2 separate regions of the Homo sapiens genome follow, and region 1 is linked to region 2. A link is an interaction called in ENCODE POLR2A ChIA-PET data of the cell type or tissue named here. Cell type or tissue: Panc1. All regions are shown on one strand. Each heading gives the region's core, and the rest is flanking DNA. Links, peaks and the distances in the headings are about the cores only.

Region 1 (5,371 bases), core at 139-5,138, 58 kb after region 2:
CTGTCCATACCACCTCCTGTGGGCTTGGGACCCCTCTGCTCGGCTCCCGTGGAGCTGCCCCCTGCAGCGGTGCCCGGGCCCTTCTCAGCCCTGTTCCCCCCCAGGTTCATCCTCGATGACTCCGCCTTGTACCTGTCCGACAAGTGTGAGGTGGAGACCCTGGACCTGCGGCGAGGTGGGCAGGGCCGGGACTGGGCTCCCTCCCCTCTGAGGGACCACCGCCCCGGCCACACCCAGAGCAGCCAGGTGTCTCCCCGCAGCTGCTGGCCGGGTCCTTAGCTCCCACACGTAGCCCGCACAGCAGGGACTACACCTGGATCAACCGGATCCTTCCCCCAGGTGCTGGGGCCGGGGCCGGGTGGAAGGGGGCCACAGGACCTTTCTCTCGCCTCTGCTGCAGATTATGTCTGTGTTTTGGATGTTGACCTCTTGGAACTTGTGATTAAAACCTGGAAAGGGAGCACCGAGGGCAAACTGGTGAGTGAGGCTGTCACTCTGGCTCCTGGAGCCACAGCAGGTGCAGGGGCCAAGGGAGTCTTCAGGGGCTGCTGCTCCCTCACGTGCCTGGGCTCCGGACACAGTTCATGCCTGCCCTTCCTGGGCTGCAGTTAGCGCCCCTCCTGCAAAGGGCCATAGTACAGCCCTGGTGGGGGTGTCCCTTGATGCTGGCTGAATGAATGAATGGGTTTCAGCCCTGCCACCAGAGGACGCGGCAGCCAGGGCACCAGCGAGGCCCTGGGAATCAGCCACCTTTGTAGGTCCCCGGATTCATCTCCTGTAAGATGGAGATAACCTGCCCTGCCTCGCTAGGCATGCAGAGCCCTTCACGGGGAGTGGGGTAGGGTGGGTGGGCACACTCCTGCTTCCTTGGATGGCCCTGGGCCAAGCCCCTTTCACCCTCTGGGTGAACAGTTTGTTCATCTGTTCAGTGGAGTTACTGGGCAGGTCATCCACTCCAGGAGAGACCATCCCTGTTCTGCCTGTGGCAGGATCAGAACTGCGGTGCCCTCCCAGCGAGCGGGTGGGGCCAGCAGGCAGTGGCCCCTGTGTTCACATAGCTGCTCCCCCCACCCCGCCCCTGCAGAGCCAGCCACTATTCGAGCTGCGCTGCTCCAACAATGTGGTACACGTGCACAGCTGTGCCGACTCCTGTGCCCTGCTGGTCAACCTGCTCCAGTACGTAATGAGCACAGGCGATCTGCACCCCCCACCCCGGCCCCCCAGCCCCACGGAGATCGCCGGCCAGAAGGTACAGGTGAGGCCTGGCCACACAGGCTACCAGAGCTCGGCCAGGCCCCTCCCCTGCCATGGCCCTCGGGCCTGGGGTTGGGGGAGCTCTGTCCTGTCTCACTCATTGCTCCTCCCCTGCCTGGCCCAGCTCTCGGAGAGTCCTGCCTCTCTGCCCTCGTGCCCCCCAGTGGAGACGGCCCTCATCAACCAGCGTGACCTGGCCGACGCCCTCCTGGACACCGAGCGCAGCCTACGGGAGCTGGCCCAGCCTTCAGGTGAAGTGGGGGTGCTGTGGGGACAGCAGACACAGTCAGGCACCCACTGTGGGCGCCTCTCCAAACTGGCCTCTCTCCTATAGGTGGCCACCTCCCTCAGGCGTCGCCCATCTCCGTCTACCTATTCCCAGGTGAACGGAGTGGGGCCCCACCCCCTTCACCACCTGTCGGGGGCCCTGCTGGCAGCTTAGGGTCATGCTCAGAGGAGAAGGAAGATGAAAGGGAAGAGGAGGGCGATGGAGACACCCTGGACAGTGATGAGTTCTGCATCCTTGATGCTCCCGGCCTGGGCATCCCGGTGCGTGGTGGGAGGGATGGACCAGTTTGCCGTCCAGGCAGGTGTGTTTGGAGCGGGGACGGAACACTCAGGGGTGGTTGCCTGGCCATCTGGAGCTCCCGTGGTGAGAGAAGCAGGCAGGAGGTGGTTGCCATCACCTCGGGGGTGGTGCTAGGTCTGTGCCACCCTAGGGAGGCAGCCCTGATGCTGGGCTTTGATGGAGTAGGGGGATTTCCAGAGGAAGAGGAGGCCTGGTGTTTTGGGCAGAGGGACTGGGAAATTCAAGGGATGGAGGAAGAGGAGAGGGCAGTTAGCAAGAGGGATGGAGAACCATGTGGCTGCAAGGGCCAGTGGGAATGTCTGAACTCACCCAGGTCTTAGGAGGCAGGGCTGGCAGGAGCCTGGCATTCTCAGGCTCCTCTTGGACAGACCACTCAGGCATAGACTCGGGTGATAGCAACCCAGGAGTGTCATCTTTCATCAAAAACAGGGAGGAGGCCAAGCATGGTAGGTTACGCCTGTAATCCCAGCAATTTGGGAGGTCAAGGTGGGAGAATTGCTTGAGTCCAGCAATGAGAGATTAGCCTGAGCAACATAGTGAGACCCCGTCTCTACAAAAAATAAAAATAAAATTAGCCAGATATGGTGGCACATGTCTGCAGTCCCTGCTACTCAGGAGGCTGAGAATGGAGGATCGCTTGAGCCTAGGAGGCAGAGGTTGCAGTGAACTGTGATTGTGCCACTGCACTCCAGCCTGGGTGACCGAACATGACCCGACCCTGTCTATAAAAAAAAAAAAATGAAAAAGAAGTGAGGCCAGGTTGCTGGGGCTGGGGGCAGCTGGGCTGGATCGAACATCTGTGTCACACGTCTACCTGGCCTCCCTGCAGCCCCGAGATGGGGAGCCTGTGGTGACACAGCTGCATCCCGGCCCCATCGTTGTGAGGGACGGTTACTTCTCACGGCCGATCGGCAGCACGGACTTGCTGCGGGCACCTGCCCATTTCCCAGTGCCCAGCACTCGGGTGGTGCTACGTGAGGTCTCCCTCGTCTGGCACCTCTATGGGGGCCGAGACTTTGGCCCCCACCCCGGCCACAGGTGAGGAGGAGCGGGTGCAGGTGGCAGCTGGTGAAGGTTGGGGCTCAGGCTGGTCCAGGTCTGACTTTCAGCAGCTGGAGACCTTGAGCCCCATCCACCCCAGGTGGGCCTCAGTTTCCTCATCCTTCCTTATCCCGCCTGCCTTCCAGGACTGGGGCTAGCGGGGGTCTCTTGTCCCAGGCTAAAAGGCCCGCTGAGGACGGGGAGGGAATGGGGTTCCTCTGAGTCAGCTTGGCCCCTGTCCCTCTTCCCAGGGCAAGAACTGGCCTCTCAGGTCCCAGGAGCTCCCCTTCCCGCTGCTCTGGCCCCAACCGGCCCCAGAACTCATGGCGCACGCAGGGGGGCAGCGGGCGGCAGCACCATGTCCTCATGGAGATCCAGCTGAGCAAGGTGAGTGGGGTGGCGAGTGCCTACTACACGTGTGTGTCATAGAACAACGGGCCTTGTTCTCGATGTCACGTGTAGCAATGACTAATGCAGAGGAAAACCCCTGCCTTTGTAGTGGAGGAAGCCAGGCAGGGACCAAGATGTATCGAGTGTGTCCGATGGTGAAGAGCGCTCAGGGGAGAGTCTGCAGGGGTGGAGGAGACAGGTGTGCTGGGGAGGGTCTGGAAAGTCCTCTTCTGAAGGCACCATTTGAACAAAGACCTGAACAAGTGGGGATGTGAGCCAGGAAGAGTTTTCAGGCAGAGAGGACAGCGTGAAAGCCGCAAATTGGGGCCAGGCATGGTGGCTTATGCCTGTAATCCCAGCACTTTGGAAGGCCGAAGAGAGCAGATCACCTGAGCTCAGGAGTTTGAGACCAGCCTGGGCAACATGGCGAAACCCCATTTCTACCAAAAAAAAAAAAAAAAAAAATTAACCATTTGCAGTGGTGTGTGCCTATAGTCCCAGCTACTCAGGAGGCTGAGGCAGGAGAGTTGTTTGAGCCCAAGAGGCAGAGGTTGCAGTGAGTTGAGATCGCCCTATTGCATTCCAGCCTGGGCAACAGAGTAAGACTCTGTTTCAAAAAAAAAAAAAAATGCTGGAAGCTGGAAGCATCCTGACATTTCCAGGAGCAGCAGAGCCTGTGCATAACCAGCGACCCAGAATGTTTCTTTTGAGTCTTACAAGAGACGAACCCCTCAGGGCTTTTGAGGAGAGGCCTCTGTGGGGTGGGGCTCTGCAGCAATCAGGGAGGGCTAGTGAGCAGGTTCAGGAGAGCCTAGATGGGGGCTGGCCACAGGTTCAGCTGCGGATGGGGTGTGTGAGATACAGAGAGTGGTACAGAGGGTTCAAGGTTTGGGCCTGGGAAATTGCCTGGGGCAGGGGGGTCCCACTTGCTCAGAGTGAGCCAGGCCAGTGCTGGGCTTCCCAAGGAGCCGCTAGAGGCAAAGGGCAGAGGGGCCTCAGGCTGCTCGGGTTGGTGGGCTGTGCTGCAAGAACCTGCGGGAGATGAGTGTCAGAGCAGGGGGCCAGGGGCCTCTCTGAGACCTGATGGCCAGCCAGCGGGTGTGCAGGAAGAGGGGGAAGGAAGGCTCTCCACGGAGAGGGGCTACGAGAGCAAAGTCCTGAAGGCAAAACAGGCCTGGACTCCTTGAGGGGCAGAGACCAGTGCAGCTGGCATGGGAAGCAAGAGCAGGGTCAGGTCTGGAGGGAGAGGCAGGTCCCTGCTGGGCATAGAATAGAGAAGGGGTAGGGGCCGGGCATGGTGGCTCATGCCTGTAGTCCCAGCACTTTGGGAGGACGAGGCAGGCAGATCACTTGAGGCCAGGAGTTCGAGACCAGCCTGGCCAACGTTGTGAAACCCTGTCTCTACTAAAATTAGCTGGGTGTGGTGGCACATGCCTGCAATCCCAGCTACTGGGGAAGCTGAGGCAGGAGAATCGCTTGAACCCGAGAGGCAGAGGTTGCAGTGAGCCGAGATCACGCCACTGCACTCCAACCTGGGCGACAGAGTGAGACTCTGTCTCAAAAAAAGAATAGAGAAGGGGTCTGGGGCCAGCCCTTCCCTCCCTCTTGGGGCCCTGCTTACCTGGCCAGGCCTCTGTCCACCCCACAGGTAAGCTTCCAGCACGAGGTGTACCCAGCGGAGCCAGCCACAGGCCCTGCGGCCCCCAGCCAGGAGCTGGAGGAGCGACCGCTGTCCCGTCAGGTGTTCATCGTGCAGGAGCTGGAGGTCCGAGACCGGCTCGCCTCCTCCCAGATCAACAAGTTCCTGTACCTACACACGAGTGAGCGGATGCCGCGACGTGCCCACTCTAACATGGTATGAGCGACCTGCACCATCCACCCTGGGGCAGGGCACCAGACCGTTGGGGATACATCTTCACGCATGCATGGATTCACACACATACACGCATTCCCACACAAACACCCAGGTTGTTTGTGAGCCTGGGAGAAGGGCAGAGCTAGGGGCTGTGTTAGCGAAGGGAACAGCGTGTTCAGAGGCAGGGTGGCTGGGTGAGCTGTCAGGGAACAGCTGGGTGAGCTGCTGCCCCAGAGGCCCAG
Region 2 (5,308 bases), core at 309-5,308:
ACAAAAAAATTAGCCGGGCTTGGTGGCGGGCGCCTGTAGTCCCAGCTACTCTGGAGGCTGAGGCAGGAGAATGGCGTGAACCTGGGAGGTGGAGCTTGCAGTGAGCAGAGATCACGCCACTGCACTCCAGCCTGGGAGACAGAGCAAGACTCCGTCTCAAAAAAAAAAAAAAAAAAAAAAAAAATTGCCGGGCACAGTGGGTCATGCCTGTAATCCCAGCACTTTGGGAGGACGAAGCAGGCAGATCACCTGAGGTCAGGACTTCAAGACCAGTCTGGCCAACATGGTGAAGCCCGTCTCCACTAAAAATACAAAAATTAGCTGGGCGTGGTGGTGTATGCTTGTAGTCCCTGCTACTCGGGAGGCTGAGGCAGGAGGATCACTTGAACCTGGGAGGCAGAAGTTGCAGTGAGCCGAGATCATGCCACTGCACTCCAGCCTGGGTGACAGAGTGAGACCCTGACTCAAAAAAAAAAAAACCACAAAAACAAAAAAATAATCCTTGGAAGAATTAAGAGTTAAATTTCTGTGGCAGCAATGTAAGTCTAACCAGGTGGGCTCACCGCCTACTGAGAAGAGTCATCTAGCACTAAAACATCAAAACTAGCCTGGGTTCCTGCCATGCCTTTGGTATGGGGCATCAGTTTTTTCTCAGGATATGATCAGTATTTCCCCTCCGGGGACTTTGCAGTTGGCACAACTATTTCTTTTCATTTTTGACTGCAATTCTAGTCTAAATAGTCTCATGGGCTCTGGCTCCACTCATGTCATTCTAATCTCAGGCAGCCAAGATCAGATACTGGGGTATCTCTTTACTGGCAGCCCCAGACTTGAACTTTGGAAATTGTGGGAAATTCCATTCTTCGGGCACGTAGAACTTGTGACTCTACCATGGAAGAGTTTCTACCATAGAAAATTTTTCCCTGCTGAGTAGAAATGGCATCAGAATAATATGGAGAAAAGCATAATGAAAATAGTCCTTTATGTGTATATGATATTTTACTGCTTAAAAAGTGATTTTATGTTTATTGTCTTGTTTTTTCCTCCTTATAACCCCAGGAAGCAGACTGGCAGAGTGGTTAAAGAATATCAATTCTGGATCTGTATTGCCTTAGTTTAAATTCAAATTCCAACATTCATAGCTATGGGCAGTTTAATTCATTCCTCAGTGCCTCAGTTTCCTCACCTATCAAATTTAGACTTATAGGCTTGTTGTGAGGATTAAGTGAGATTAAACTTAGAATAGGGCATGGCAAAAGTTGTTATTGAGAGTTGTTATTGTGTAAGTAAGAAAACCAAGGCTCAGAAATTAGGGACATTGGACTGAGATTCAAACTCAGATTCTCTTTATTTTGGGCCCATTCTGTCGACTGCATCTCAGCTGCCTCTGAAACCAATACCATGTAATTTTTATACTTGTACTGATGTATATAACTAGTTTTGATCCTTAGGAACTCTGGATCTCCTCTAATTATTTATTTTTATTTTTTCCATCTCTCCCCTTAACTCCCCACAGAGACGACCTTAAGTGGACAGAGATTCTAGAACAGGAGAAATAAAACAGTAAGTGCTAGGGGTATAGTAGGCACTCTTGGAACACAGGGAAGCCTCACAAGTGGGGGAAAGGAAGAGTAATTGATAGATCTGGAAAATAAGCCATTCCTTGGTGCCACTCAAAAACATGAGTGTACATCCTTATTTGCTACATTGGTTGTGGCAGGAAGTTGTAGTAATACCTTAATTTCATCTAAAATTGATAGCAAACGTCCTCCTAATTGGCTTGTAATTGGTGTATCCTTTGGATTGTGTCATTATTTAACTTGAGCCCTCTCTGTATCCACTGAGATTCCAGTGGAAGTGGGGATGGTAGAGAAGAACAGATTCAAGAGATACTTGGGAGAAACATTTAATTCTAACAAAGACTCTGAGTCATCAGGGCGGATACTAGTATCATTAGTCTTCTGGAAGAGAAATGATTTGCATAAGGTCATAAATGATCAAACTTGAATTCTGGGCTTTTGACTGCAAGCATAAAGGTTATCCCAACACACTGTATTCTCCCCATGCAGGTAGGAGAATGTTCCAAGTGATGATCCTGGTACGTAGGCAGTAGTGCTTAGTGTTGGACATTTTACTCATGAAGAGATGTTACAGATTGGGCAGGTTCCCTTTCCTGTAAATAAGGAACAATCGTTAGCTTTTTAGTAATTCTCTTTCTATTTTATTTAGGCTATCGTTTGGGAGCAATGAGTTTAAAACCCTTTACCTACCCGTTTCCAGAGACGAGGTTTCTTCATGCAGGACCCAATGTGTATAAATTCAAAATCAGATATGGGAAGAGTATCAGGTAATTTCAAAGGTAGGAGGGTAGCCTATGCAAACACCAGTTAGTGCTAGTGCATTCCCACAGGTCACCTCTTCTTTACCTTCACCCAGTTCAGGAGACTGGTAAAGTAGCATCTTGCAGGACTGTCTTTCCCAGGAATTTTATATTCAGTATATATATTATTCATATGAGTTTCTAAATGAGGGACAACTTTTTTTTTTTTTTTTTTTTTGAAGAGAAGCAGATCTCGCTATGTTGTCCAGGCTAGTCTCAAACCCCTGTCCTCAAGCAGTCCTCTCACCTCTGCCTCCCCAAGTGTTGGGATTATAGGTGTGAGGCACCACACCCAGCCTAGGACAACATATCTTTGAAGCAGTGTTTCTCAAAATTTTACATCTCAGGGCTGGGCATAGTGGCTCAAACCTATAATCCCAGCACTTTGGGAGGCCAAGGTGGATGGATCACTTGAGGTCAGGAGTTCAAGACCAGCCTGGCCAACATGGTGAAACCCCATCTCTACTAAAAATACAAAAATTAGCCAGGCATGGTGGTAGGAGGCTGAGGCAGGAGAATTGCTTGAACCTGGGAGATGGAGGTTGCAGTGAGCTGAGATTGTGCCACTGTACTCCAGCCTGGGCCACAGAGTGAGACTCCATCTCAAAATATATATATATTTTTTCATCTCGACTCCCTTGCAATTTTTCTTTCTTTTTTTTTTTTTTTTTTTCTCCCAAGACAGGGTTTCACATGTAGTGGTGTGATCACTGCAGCCTTGACCTGCTGGGCTCAAGGGATCCTCCCACCTCAGCTTCCAGAGAAGCTAGGACTACAGGCATAGTGCCACCACACCAGGCTAATTTTAAAATTTTTTTTGTAGAAATGAAGTCTCACTGTGTTGCTCAGGCTGGTCTCAAACTCCTGGGCCCAAGGGATCCTCCCTCTTTAGCTTTCCAAAGTGTTGGAATTCCAGGCATGAGCCACCAGCACCCACCTTGCACTCTTTAAAATTATTAAGGACCCTAAAGAGCTTTTGATTAATCTGTCAATATTTGTCATAAAAATTAAAGCAAAAATTTGGCCAGGCACAGTGGCTCACGCCTGTAATCCCAGCACTTTGGGAGGCCGAGGTGGGGCGGGGGGGTGAATCATGAGGTCAGGAGTTCGAGACCAGCCTGGCCAACATGGTGAAACCCCGTCTCTACCAAAAATAAAAAAAAATAGCTGAGCATAGTGGCAGGCACCTGTGATCCCAGCTAACCAGGAGGCTGAGGCAGGAAAATTGCTTGAACTCGGGAGACGGAGGTTGCAGTGAGCCGGGATGGTCCCACTGCACTCCAGCCCAAGCAACAGTGTGAAACTCTGTCTTAAAAAAAAAAAATCACAGCAAAAATTTAAAGCAGTGTGTTTATTAATTTAAGAATAATATATGCAACAAATACGGTATTATTAAAGTTATATTTAGTGAGCCAGGCAAGATGGCTCATGCCTGTAATCCCAGCTATTCAGGAGGCTGAGGCAGGAGAATCGCTTGAACCCGGGAGGTGGAGGTTGCAGTAAGCCGAGATCTTGCCACTGCACTGCATTTGATCAAACCCAGCATCTCACCTTTTCATGATAAAAACAGCTGGGTTCAGTGGCTCACATCTGTAATACCAGCACTTTGGGAGGCCAAGTCAGGCAGATCGCCTGAAGTCAGGAGTTCAAGAGCAGCCTGGTCAACATGGTGAAACCCTGTCTCTACTAAAAATAAAAAAATTAGCTGAGCATGGTGGTGCAGACCTGTAGTCCCAGCTACTCGGGAGGCTGAGACAGGAGAATCAGTTCAACCTGGGAGGCAGAGGCTGCAGTGAGCAGATCGCGCCGCTGCACTCCAGCCTGTGCAACAGAGTGAGACTGTCTCAAAAAAGCAAAACAAAACAATAAACTAGAAATCGAAGGGAACTTTTGGCTAGGTGCAGTGGCTCACTCTTGTAATCCCAGCACTTTGGGAGGCTCAAGTGGGAGGATTGCTTGAGCGTAGGAGTTTGAGATCAGCCTGGGCAACAAAGTGAGACCCCATCTCTACAAAAAATAAAAGAAATTAGCTGGACATGGTGGTTTGCACCTGTGATCCCAGCTGCTTGGAAGGCTAAGGCAGGAGGAATCGGTTGGCCCCAGGGAGTTGAGGCTGCAGGTAGCCATGACTGCACCACTGTACTCCAGCCTGGGGAACAGAGTGAGACCTTGTCTCAACTTCAAAAAGAGAGAAAAAAAAAATCAGGCCAGGCGCGGTGGCTCACGCCTGTAATCCCAGCACTTTGGGAGGCCGAGGCAGGCGGATCTTCTGAGGTCAGGAGTTTGAGACCAGTCTGGCCAACATGGTGAAACCCCATCTCTACTAAAAATATAAAAATTAGCGAGGCGTGATGGCGGGTGCATGTAATCCCAGCTACTTGGGAGGCTGAGGCAGGAGAATCGCTTGAACCCGGGAGGCGGAGGTTGCAGTGAGCGGAGATTGCGCTATTGCACTCCAGCCTGGGCAACAAGAGCGAAACAACATCTCAAAAAAAAAAAAAAAAAAAACAGCTTATATGTATTTGTAGTTTGGAAAGGTAGGACTATATTAGTAGCCCTCTCAGATCATTGTGGATATTCTTTGACCCTGTGACAAAACTGGACAAATCGTAGTTTGGGTTTGTTTTTTTTTTAATGGTAGTTATTTTTAAGATTAGTTGCAATGTGGAATCTGAAATTATGTCATGAACTTTTTGAACTCTGTTACATTAAAATCCACTGGTCTTTGTTGTTCTTTGAATGAATATTTGACCTAGGATGATTTTTGTTTTTGTTTTGTTTTGAGACCGTGTTTCACTCTTGTCACCCAAGCTGGAGTGCAATGGTGCGATCTTGGCTCACTGCAACCTCCACCTCCCGGGTTGAAGTGATTCTCCTACTGCAACCTCCCAAGTAACTGGAATTACAGGCGCCCGCCACCACGTCCAG

The links. Peaks named below come from ENCODE experiments on the same cell type or tissue, not always from the same donor. Only the 100,000 strongest peaks of a DNase experiment are listed, where the experiment ranks them.
Region 1: POLR2A ChIA-PET joins it to region 2 with 14 read pairs; 4 of 35 experiments call an interaction of 5 or more read pairs at or near these places.

Annotation. Positions count from the first base shown.
Region 1 is chr11:64,898,394-64,903,764 of GRCh38, reverse strand. ATG2A (autophagy related 2A) reads left to right here. Exons shown (of 41, transcript NM_015104.3): 25 at 105-175; 26 at 401-477; 27 at 1,085-1,249; 28 at 1,379-1,505; 29 at 1,589-1,803; 30 at 2,673-2,881; 31 at 3,136-3,271; 32 at 4,923-5,129. MIR6749 (microRNA 6749) reads left to right here and starts at 1,310; the gene lies at 1,310-1,378. MIR6750 (microRNA 6750) reads left to right here and starts at 5,328; the gene lies at 5,328-5,371. RefSeq lists an enhancer at 3,315-3,444. In Panc1, for the core only: no CTCF peak of the experiment used is centred there; no DNase peak of the experiment used is centred there; H3K27ac peaks cover 422 bases.
Region 2 is chr11:64,956,344-64,961,651 of GRCh38, reverse strand. MAJIN (membrane anchored junction protein) reads left to right here. Exons shown (of 11, transcript NM_001037225.3): 2 at 1,517-1,563; 3 at 2,230-2,347. The coding sequence starts at 2,247. Among named protein-coding and RNA genes, the nearest start is that of MAJIN, 13 kb to the left of the region's middle. In Panc1, for the core only: no CTCF peak of the experiment used is centred there; no DNase peak of the experiment used is centred there.